Regions from separate parts of the Homo sapiens genome. Here region 1 is linked to region 2. Evidence: read pairs that join two places in POLR2A ChIA-PET (ENCODE). Cell type or tissue: MCF 10A. All regions are shown on one strand. Links, peaks and the distances in the headings refer to the core of each region. The heading gives the core; the rest is flanking DNA.

Region 1 (4,379 bases), core at 285-4,284, 87 kb before region 2:
TAAAATTCTAGATGCCCTTTGTCCCAGCATTCCCACATCTAGGAAATTATCTAAAGAAGTCGTCTTGGATGAATAAAGCTGTGGGAATTTAGAAGAGGAGTAAGGAGGGATCCCGGGACAGGAGTGACAGGAGGAATGGTTTCTGTTCAGGTTAACATGCTACAGAAATGTAAAGAGGAATGGCTGCCATGGTGTCTGGGGTGGGGGTGTCCCAAAGGGCAGCAGAGGGAGGGGAGAGCCCTCATGCAAAGATTAGACTTGGCCCTGAGGCAAGAGAATGTCCAGATGGACATGGGACCCCAGCTCTGAGCCCTGCCTCTTCTCTCTCCCTTCTCAGGACCCTGCCCGCTCAGCCGGCTTCCACCCCAGTGGCTCTGTCCTGGCTGTGGGTACAGTGACTGGCAGGTAAAGCTGAGGAGAGCATTTCGGGAGGCCTTCTCTGCTCCCTGGGGAACTGGCCCTTCTTCCCTCTTTCCTACTTTCCCAAATCCCACTATTTACCGAGCCCTGATCCCTCAATATTCCTCTGGCTCACTGCAGCCTCTGCCTCCCAGGTTCAAGCGATTTGCCTGCCTCAGCCTCCCGAGTAGCTGGGATTACAGGCGCCCACCACTATGCCTGGCTAATTTTTTTTTATTTTTAGTAGAGACGGGGTTTCACCATGTTGGCCAGGCTGGTCTCGAACTCCTGACCTCAAGTGATTCACCTGCCTCAGCCTCTCAAAGTGCTAGGATTACAGGCGTGAGCCACCGCCACTGTACCTGGCCTTGTTTTGTTTTGTTTTTTGGGGGGACAGAGTCTTGCTCTGTCGCCCAGACTGGAGTCCGGTGGCGCGATCTCAGCTCACTGCAACCTCTGCCTCCCGGGTTCAAGCAATTCTCGTGCCTCAGCCTCCTAAGTAGCTGGGATTACAGGCACGTGCCACCACGCCTGGCTAATTTTTGTATTTTTAGTAGAGACGGGGTTTTGCTATGTTGACCAGGCTGATTTCGAACTCTTGACCTCAAGTGATCCACCCGCCTCGGCCTCCCAGCGTGCTGGGATTATAGGCCTGAGCCACCGTGCCCAGCCCAGGTCACTTCTGGGGTCCCTCTGATCCCTCCCTTAGACCCCACAGATTGCGGCCTCTCTCTGTCAGATCAGCTCACCCCTCCTCCCCCCACCACGCCCTCTCCTTCAAGATGGCTGCTGCTGGACACGGAGACCCATGACCTGGTGGCTATCCACACAGACGGCAATGAACAGATCTCAGTGGTCAGCTTCTCCCCAGGTAAGCGGCAGGCCTGGGACACCCAAGCGGCAGGGCCAGGGGACAGAGGCTCAGAGCTCTTGGCAGGGGGAGGGGTGGAGCCTGCGAAGCGAGGCCTAGGAGGGATGCAGTGGGGATGGAGCTGGGGACTGTTGAGGGGGCTGAGTCTGGGCGAGGAGGGGATGGAGCCTGGGTGCCTCCTCATAGCCCCCCTCCCCCTCCCCCAGACGGGGCGTACCTGGCCGTGGGCTCCCACGACAACTTGGTGTACGTGTACACGGTGGACCAGGGCGGCCGCAAGGTCAGCCGCCTGGGCAAGTGCTCGGTGAGTGGGCAGTGGCCCCCAGCCCGCGCCGCCACCCCGCCCAGGGGGTGCAAAATTAACCAATTTTCTACCTCAAGGGAGCGCAGCTTCAACACTCAACTGATTCTGCCCTGATCAGAGCAAGGAGTCTTGGCCACGTCCACACATTCACCACCTCGTGTGTTCTAAGCCCGCCCCTTTGTGTAGCCCCGCCCCCACGTGCTAAGCCCATCTGTGTAGCCCCGCCCCTCACGTTCCGAGACCGCCCCTCACGTTCCGAGACCGCCCCTCTGTGTAGCCCCGCCCCTCAACATTCAAAGCCAGCTCCTCCGTGTCTAGCCCTGCCCACCTGTTCTAAACTCCCATTGTGTTCTAAGTGCTTTTTGTCTAGCCCTGCCCATCACAGTCTGGCCCCGCCCACAGTATTCTGGCCCTGCCCCCATACTCCAAAGGCCTGTGTATCCTTCCTTTAGTCCCCTTGTGTTCTCGCCCTACCTCTGTATTTGACTTCCACTTTCCTGATTTAATCCTGTCCCCCTCTCCTTGGTTCCGCCCTCTGCAGCTCTAACACCATCCCTTCCCTCCCCCGCAGGGCCATTCCAGTTTTATCACCCACCTGGATTGGGCCCAGGACAGCAGCTGCTTTGTCACCAACTCCGGGGACTATGAGATTCTGTACTGTGAGTTCTCCGGGACCCAGAGACATTACTTCCTCCGTCTCATTTGCAGACTTCCCTGAGTTCTGGGAGGGGAGGGAGGGGCTTCAAGCCTCGCTCCCTTGGTATTCAAGGCTGGTTCTGATTTGGAATTTAGGGACCGCTGGCTTCTCATTTTCTCCCTGGTATACCCCACTTTTAGTCAACTCCTCCCCTTTCCGGTCGGATGGGTAGGATGCAGGTTTCTTTTTTTACATTTTTAAATTTTTAATTATTATTATTATTATTATTATTATTATTATTATTTTGAGACGGAGTCTTGCTCTGTCCCCCAGGCTGGAGTGCAGTGGCGCGATCTCGGCTCACTGCAAGCTCCGCCTCCCAGGTTCAAGTGATTCTTCTGCCTCAGCCTCCTGAGTAGCTGGGATTACAGGAGCACACCACCATGCCCGGCTAATATTTGTATTTGTATTTTTTTTTTTTTGAGATGGGAGTTTCCCTCTTGTCTCCTAGGCTGGAGTGCAATGGCACGATGTCGGCTCACTGCAGCCTCCGCCTCCCAGGTTCAAGCGATTCTCTTGCCTCAGGCTCCTGAGTAGCTGGGATTCCAGGTGTCCACCACCACGCCCAGCTAATTTTTAAAATATTGTTAGTAGAGACAGGGTTTCGCCATGTTGACCAGGTTGGTCTTAAACTCCTGACCTCAGGTGATCCGCCTGCCTTGGCTTCCCAAAATGCTGGGATTACAGGCATGAGCCACCACACCTGGTCTAATTTTTGTATTTTTAGTAGAGATGGGGTTTCACCATCTTGGCCAGGCTGGTCTCGAACTCCTGACCTCAGGTGATCCAGCCAGATGCTGTGGCTCATGCTGCCTCCTGGGATTACAGACGTGAGCCACCATGCCCGGCCAGATGCGGGTTTAAAAGTAGATGCTCCTGCTTACGCTGCGGGCTGTGAAGACCCCAGCATGTGATGCCTTCTCAGCCAGTCCTGACAGGTAGAATGAGCCCTGGGACCTTAGCCTCCTCTGTCTTGGACCTCAGCTCCGATTGTCTAAGAAAGGGATGGGTTTACTGGGTAGTTCTTCCAACTCTGAATGTCTCCTCCCATTTTCTGCCCCAGGGGACCCGGCTACCTGTAAGCAGATCACCAGTGCGGATGCTGTGAGGAACATGGAATGGGCCACAGCTACTTGTGTCCTAGGGTTTGGGGTGTTTGGTGAGTTCTGGAATGAGAGAGGTCTCACTGAGGACAGTAGTTCTGAGAGACATCCCCGCTGGTGGTTTCCAGAGTCTTACTGCTTACCTCCAGTGTGGGAAGCTCACTGCTTTACTGCATGTGGGCTGTATTTGTGTAAGAGGAAAGGGTAGGGTGAGATGACTCATTAGAGCTGTAATAAAATGAAACCAAATGGGCGTGGTAACTGGCCAGGAGAGATCCACACTGCCGGTGCCCTAGCCACCCATTCATTCAGGCACGAATGAAGCAAACACATATTCCCTGAGCAGTTCTGTGCCTGCCGTGGGCTTGGCAGTGACCATGACTGACGGCCCTGCTCTCCTGTGGCTCTCAGTCCAGTGGGGGAGGCAGACTTGTCCCCAGACAGTGATGACCCAGAGTGAGCAGGTCTGAGACAGGGAAACCCAGGGTGGGGCATCTGGCCTACTCTTGGAGGGAATCAGGGAGGGCTTCCTGGAGGAAGAGACATCTGAGCTAGGACCTGGAGGATGAGGAGTTACTTTCCAGGGCAGTGAAGAAGGAAAGCAGTCTCTTGGCAAAGGGAATAGTACATACAAAAGCCCACGCGTGACACAGAACTTGGCATTTGGAGAAATGCAGGGAGGCAGGGTGGCCAAATCATTACAGAGTTTAACAGGAGCACTGATGAGGGATGAGGCTGGAGCAGTGCATGGGGCCTGCTGAGCCTTAGAACCACAGGCTTTCTTCTAAGATCACCAGGGAGCCATGGAAGGGTTTTAAGCAGAGCAGGGGCAGGCTCGGATTCACATTTTAAGGTAATTCTGACTCATATCCTCGGATAGATACAGGCTAGGTCGGAACAAATTAAGGTGGCTGGAGTGGCAATCTGCTCCTCTTGGCGGTCCCTGGCTCCAGCTGACATCTTACCACTTCCCTTCATCTTGCCCACAGGGATCTGGTCTGAGGG
Region 2 (4,379 bases), core at 210-4,209:
TCATGCCTGTAATCCCAGCACTTTGGGAGGCTGAGGCGGGTGGATCACTTGAGGCCAGGAGTTCGAGACCAGCCTGACCAACGTAGTGAAACCCTGTCTCTACTAAAATGCAAAAAAAAAAAAAAAAAAAAAAAAAAAAAAAAAAAGTAGGTGACATGGTGGCACACGCCATTGAACCAAGCTACTTGGGAGGCTAAGCCACCAGAATGGCTTGAATCTGGGAGGCAGAGGCTGCAGCGAGCCAAGATCACACCACTGCACTCCAGCCTGGGGGACAGACCGAGACTCTGTCTCGAAAATAAATAAATAAATAAAGGCTGGGCATGGTGGCTCATGCTTGTAATCCTAGCACTTTGGGAGGCTGAAGCAGGCGGATCACTTGAGGTCAGGAGTTTGAGACCAGCCTGGCCAAGATGGTGAAAACCCGTCTCTAGTAAAAATACAAAAATTAGTTGGAAATCACTTGAACCTGGGAGGTGGAGGTTGCAGTGAGCTGAGATAGTGTCACTGCACTACAGCCTGGGCAACAGAGCAAGACCCCGTCTCAATAAAAAAAAACCATACATACATAAATAAAAATAAACAGTAAAAAAATAAAAACCACTTGTAAAAATTGGGAGGGGAGAGGGAAGGAGATAGAATATGTGATGAATTCCATATAGTTCATGGGGTTGAGGGGGAGTGCAGTGAAAAATCAAGTTACAATTTTATTTTTTTTTTGAGATGGAGTCTCGCTCTGTCTCCCAGGCTGGAGTACAGTGGCATGATCTCGGCTCACTGCAGCCTCTGCCTCCCTGTTTCAAGCGATTCTCCTGCTTCAACTTCCAGAGTAGCTGGTATTAGAGGCACGCGCTATCACGCCCGGCTAATTTTTGTATTTTTAGTAGAGACGGGGTTTCACCGTCTTGGCCAGGCTGGTCTCAAACTCCTGATCTCAACTGAGCCACCCACCTCGGCCTCTCAAAGTGCTGGGATTACAGGCATGAGCCACCGCGCCCAGCGAAGTATGAATTATTGATGGAATTAAGAGTTAGCCTCAGGGCCGCGCTCCGTGGCTCACACCTGCAGTCCCAGCACTTTGGGAGGCTTTGGCAGGAGGGTCGCTTGAGCCCAGGAGTTCGAGACCAGCCTGGGCAACGCAAGGAGCCCCCATTTCTACAAAAAATTAAAAAATTAGCCAGGCATGATGGCGCGCACACGTTGTCCCAGCTACTCTGGAGGCTGAGGCGGGAGGAGGATCGCTTGAGCCCAGGAGTTCGAGGCTGCAGTAAGCTGTGATTTCGGCACTGCACTCCAGCCTGGACGATAGAGCGAAACCCTGGCTCAAAAAAAGAAAAATTAAAGAAAAAAAAAGAGCATCAGCATCTTCTGTGTTTATAACGATGCAAAAGCTGACACTCCACCTTCACATGAGTAAGTCATTAGTTAAGGAAGTTTTCCCTAGAGGATTCTGGGTGTGAGGCCTGCACTTGTCTTCGTTAAGGCGTCCCCGCCAGCACGCGTCCGATTGTGGTGACCACATCCCCATTGCTACAACGGGGACATCGAAGCACAGAGGGTCGGGGCTTATAGGAGGCTGCCCTGCAAAAGACCCCTGACTCCTGTCTTTTCCTGCAGTGTACCACTGGCTGGAGATGCGGACCAAAATGCGCATCATGGGTTTCAATGCCGCTGCCATCAAGCCGCTGAACGAGGGTGCAGCCGCCGAGCTGGGCGCGGAGCTGCTGGGCGAGGGCATCATCTTCATCACCGCCTGCAGCTGCCTGATGCTGGAGTATTGGCGCCACCAGTTGCAGCAGCGCCGCAAGGAAAAGGAGCGACGTGTTGCCAGGGAGGCGCTGCGGGGCGAGGTGGGCCACTTGGGGCTGGCGCTCGAGGAGTTGCAGGCGCAGGTGCAGGCGACGTCGACGCAGCTCGCCCTGGAGGAGCTGCGCGCTCAGCTGCAGGAGGTGCGAGCCCACCTCTGCCTCCGAGACCCGCCGCCTGCACCCCCAGTTGCGCCGGCGTCCGAGAAATAGGAGGTCTCGGGGCCCTGGTCTTGGAGGTGACTGCTGTCTGGACTGCGAAGTCTCTGTCTTGGCCTATTCTCCGCACTGTCCCATCCTGGACCGGCCCAGCTGACACCACCCAGTCCTTCGGGGGCGCCGGAGAGATCCTGGGCTGGAGCTGATCGAACCTCCCTACTAACCTGCCCAGTGGTACCTTCCACTGGGACTCTCCGCCTCCTGCAGGTGGAACGTTCCAAGAAGGACCCCGCCCTATCCCACCCCGCCCCTGCCAGCGCATTTGTTGAGCACTTTGGAAAGACAGCGTCTTTTATCAGACCCCACCTCCCTACCGCTAGGTAGGCCAGCAGGACGTCCACCTCTTTTGGCAAAACAAAATTCTGCACCCGGATTTAGCCACCTCTCATTCTGTCACCCGCACCCTCACTCACCTGAGTGGACCCTTCCCCTAGGACGCTCATCCTTTGCACCGAACACCACCTACCTCCTCCTCATTGGTACAGACCATTGTAAAGATGCACAAAGTTCCTACGGACTTCCCGACCCGCCCCCTTCCATCTACCTCAGTCTTAGGGGGAAAGGTGGGGGTGAATCCTGGACTGCGTTAGCTCCAATGAGTCACCACCCTGCGGCTCCTGACCTTAATCCATCTTAGTACCTGTCATTGACATCCTCCCCTCCCTGAGTGGATCGATCCAACATAACCCCCCTCTTCTTCCACCTATGGCGCACCCCACTGGCATGGCTATGCTGGGTCTTCCAGGGAAACGCCTCCCAGCCCGGCATTCTGTGGTCTGTTCCAGCAGGACGTGGCCTTTTGGGAGGAAAAACCGGTCTTGACCAGGGCTAGTCCATTCTGGCTTTCAGGCTCAGTCACTTGGTCACCAGTCCCCAGTCCTGGACCTACTGCTACTGTCCTTTTATCCGGTCCTCCCTCGCTGTCCTCTTCAGTTGCCTTTGCTAGGGACCGGCCTGTCCCTTTACTACCTAAGTCATCGTCAGTTCGCCCAACTTCCCTCCAAATCTGCCCCTCACGGTACGCAGGGATCGCCCTTCCTTCCTGCCTTTGGACTGGTCCAGGTCCTCCTCCGCCCTCCTTCACGCAAAGGCCTCCTCCAGGGGGACTACCTGTCCCTCAGCCCAGAGGTCCCCCTGTCCAAGCGGGGTATTCCACCAGGCCATATGACCTACCCACCCGACAACTGAAGGGGGCGTGGATGAGCTCTGTGACTCTGAATGCTACTTTATAAATCGACTGTCAGCGTTTTCTAATTAAAGGAGCTCTGGGGTAAAGATCTTAAGAACGTGTCTGAGAACCATAATGTGCGTCTGCAAAATGTCATTGAAATTAGGAAAGAAGGCCGGACACAGTGGCTCACGCCTGTAATTCCAGCACTTTAAGAGGCCAAAGCAGGAGGACTGCTGGAGGCCAGGAGTTAGAGACCAACCTAGGCAACACAGCAAGACCGCATCTCTACGAAAAATGAAAATATTAGCTAGGCGTCATACCAAACGCCTGTAGTTCCAGCTACTTGGGAGGCTGAGGCAGGAGGATCCCTTGAGCCCAGGAGTTCAAGGCTGCAGTGAGCTGTGATCCTGCCACTACACTCCAGACTGGGTGAAAGAGCAAGACTCCAACTCATTAAAAAAAAAAAAAAAAAAAAAGAGGAAAGAAGCTGGGAGAGTGGTAGAGTGGGGGCAGAGAATCATCTTATGAGCCCTTTCCCAAATCAGAAACTGAGGCCTGAGGTAAGCAAATGGACTTGCCCAAGGCTACACAAAGTGAGGCTGCTTCTGGCCTCCCCTAGGGTGGTGAAGGGCAGGGTGGGATGGGGAGGAAGTGGCCTCCTAAGGGGCATGGGGAGGGAGGCTGGAGGGGGCAGAGATCATCCTGGCTGCGGGCCTGAGGATGAGTGAGCAGGCGCAATATGCAGGGTGGGAAGGAAGATGAAGGGAAGGTGGATTCCTGGGAGGAGGCAGGGGTTCTCAGCAGAGGACCAAATCTTCCTGGAGGGGCACCGGGGGCCGAGCACACCTCCATCCCCATCAGAACAGGCCTTCAAATCACTCCAGAGATCTTAGCATTTATAAAAACTGGCAGATTTATTCTGCAGGGGCCCATTTTCAAGAAGCTAAAGGTGAAGGTGGGAGGGGAGAAGTTTCCTCCCCTTCTCCTTTCTCCCTCATCTTATTTCCTCCAAGGGGTAAAAAAAATGGCCTGGACCCCAAAACCTACCCAAATAAAAAATCAAAAAACTGAGGTTCCAAAAAGTTACAGCATCTTATTTCCTCATAGAAAAGGGGAAGGAGCCAGAGGGAAGGGGAGTCCCTGGGGTGGGGGGATATCTCACCCCCAGCCCGGTGAGACATCCC

The links. ChIA-PET counts read pairs that join two places held together with the same protein. Peaks named below come from ENCODE experiments on the same cell type or tissue, not always from the same donor. Only the 100,000 strongest peaks of a DNase experiment are listed, where the experiment ranks them.
Region 1: POLR2A ChIA-PET joins it to region 2 with 5 read pairs; 4 of 35 experiments call an interaction of 5 or more read pairs at or near these places.

Annotation. Positions count from the first base shown.
Region 1 is chr19:45,613,656-45,618,034 of GRCh38, reverse strand. EML2 (EMAP like 2) reads left to right here. Exons shown (of 19, transcript NM_012155.4): 13 at 338-405; 14 at 1,182-1,270; 15 at 1,477-1,574; 16 at 2,146-2,233; 17 at 3,335-3,430; 18 at 4,364-4,379. Among named protein-coding and RNA genes, the nearest start is that of GPR4, 14 kb to the right of the region's middle. RefSeq lists enhancers at 250-1,087, 1,088-1,926 and a silencer at 1,740-1,989. In MCF 10A, for the core only: no CTCF peak of the experiment used is centred there; DNase peaks (open chromatin) are centred at 1,844 and 3,594.
Region 2 is chr19:45,526,695-45,531,073 of GRCh38, reverse strand. It overlaps VASP (vasodilator stimulated phosphoprotein), which reads right to left. Exons shown (of 13, transcript NM_003370.4): 13 at 4,091-4,379. It also overlaps a transcript of OPA3 not described here. Among named protein-coding and RNA genes, the nearest start is that of VASP, 21 kb to the right of the region's middle. In MCF 10A, for the core only: no CTCF peak of the experiment used is centred there; a DNase peak (open chromatin) is centred at 2,633.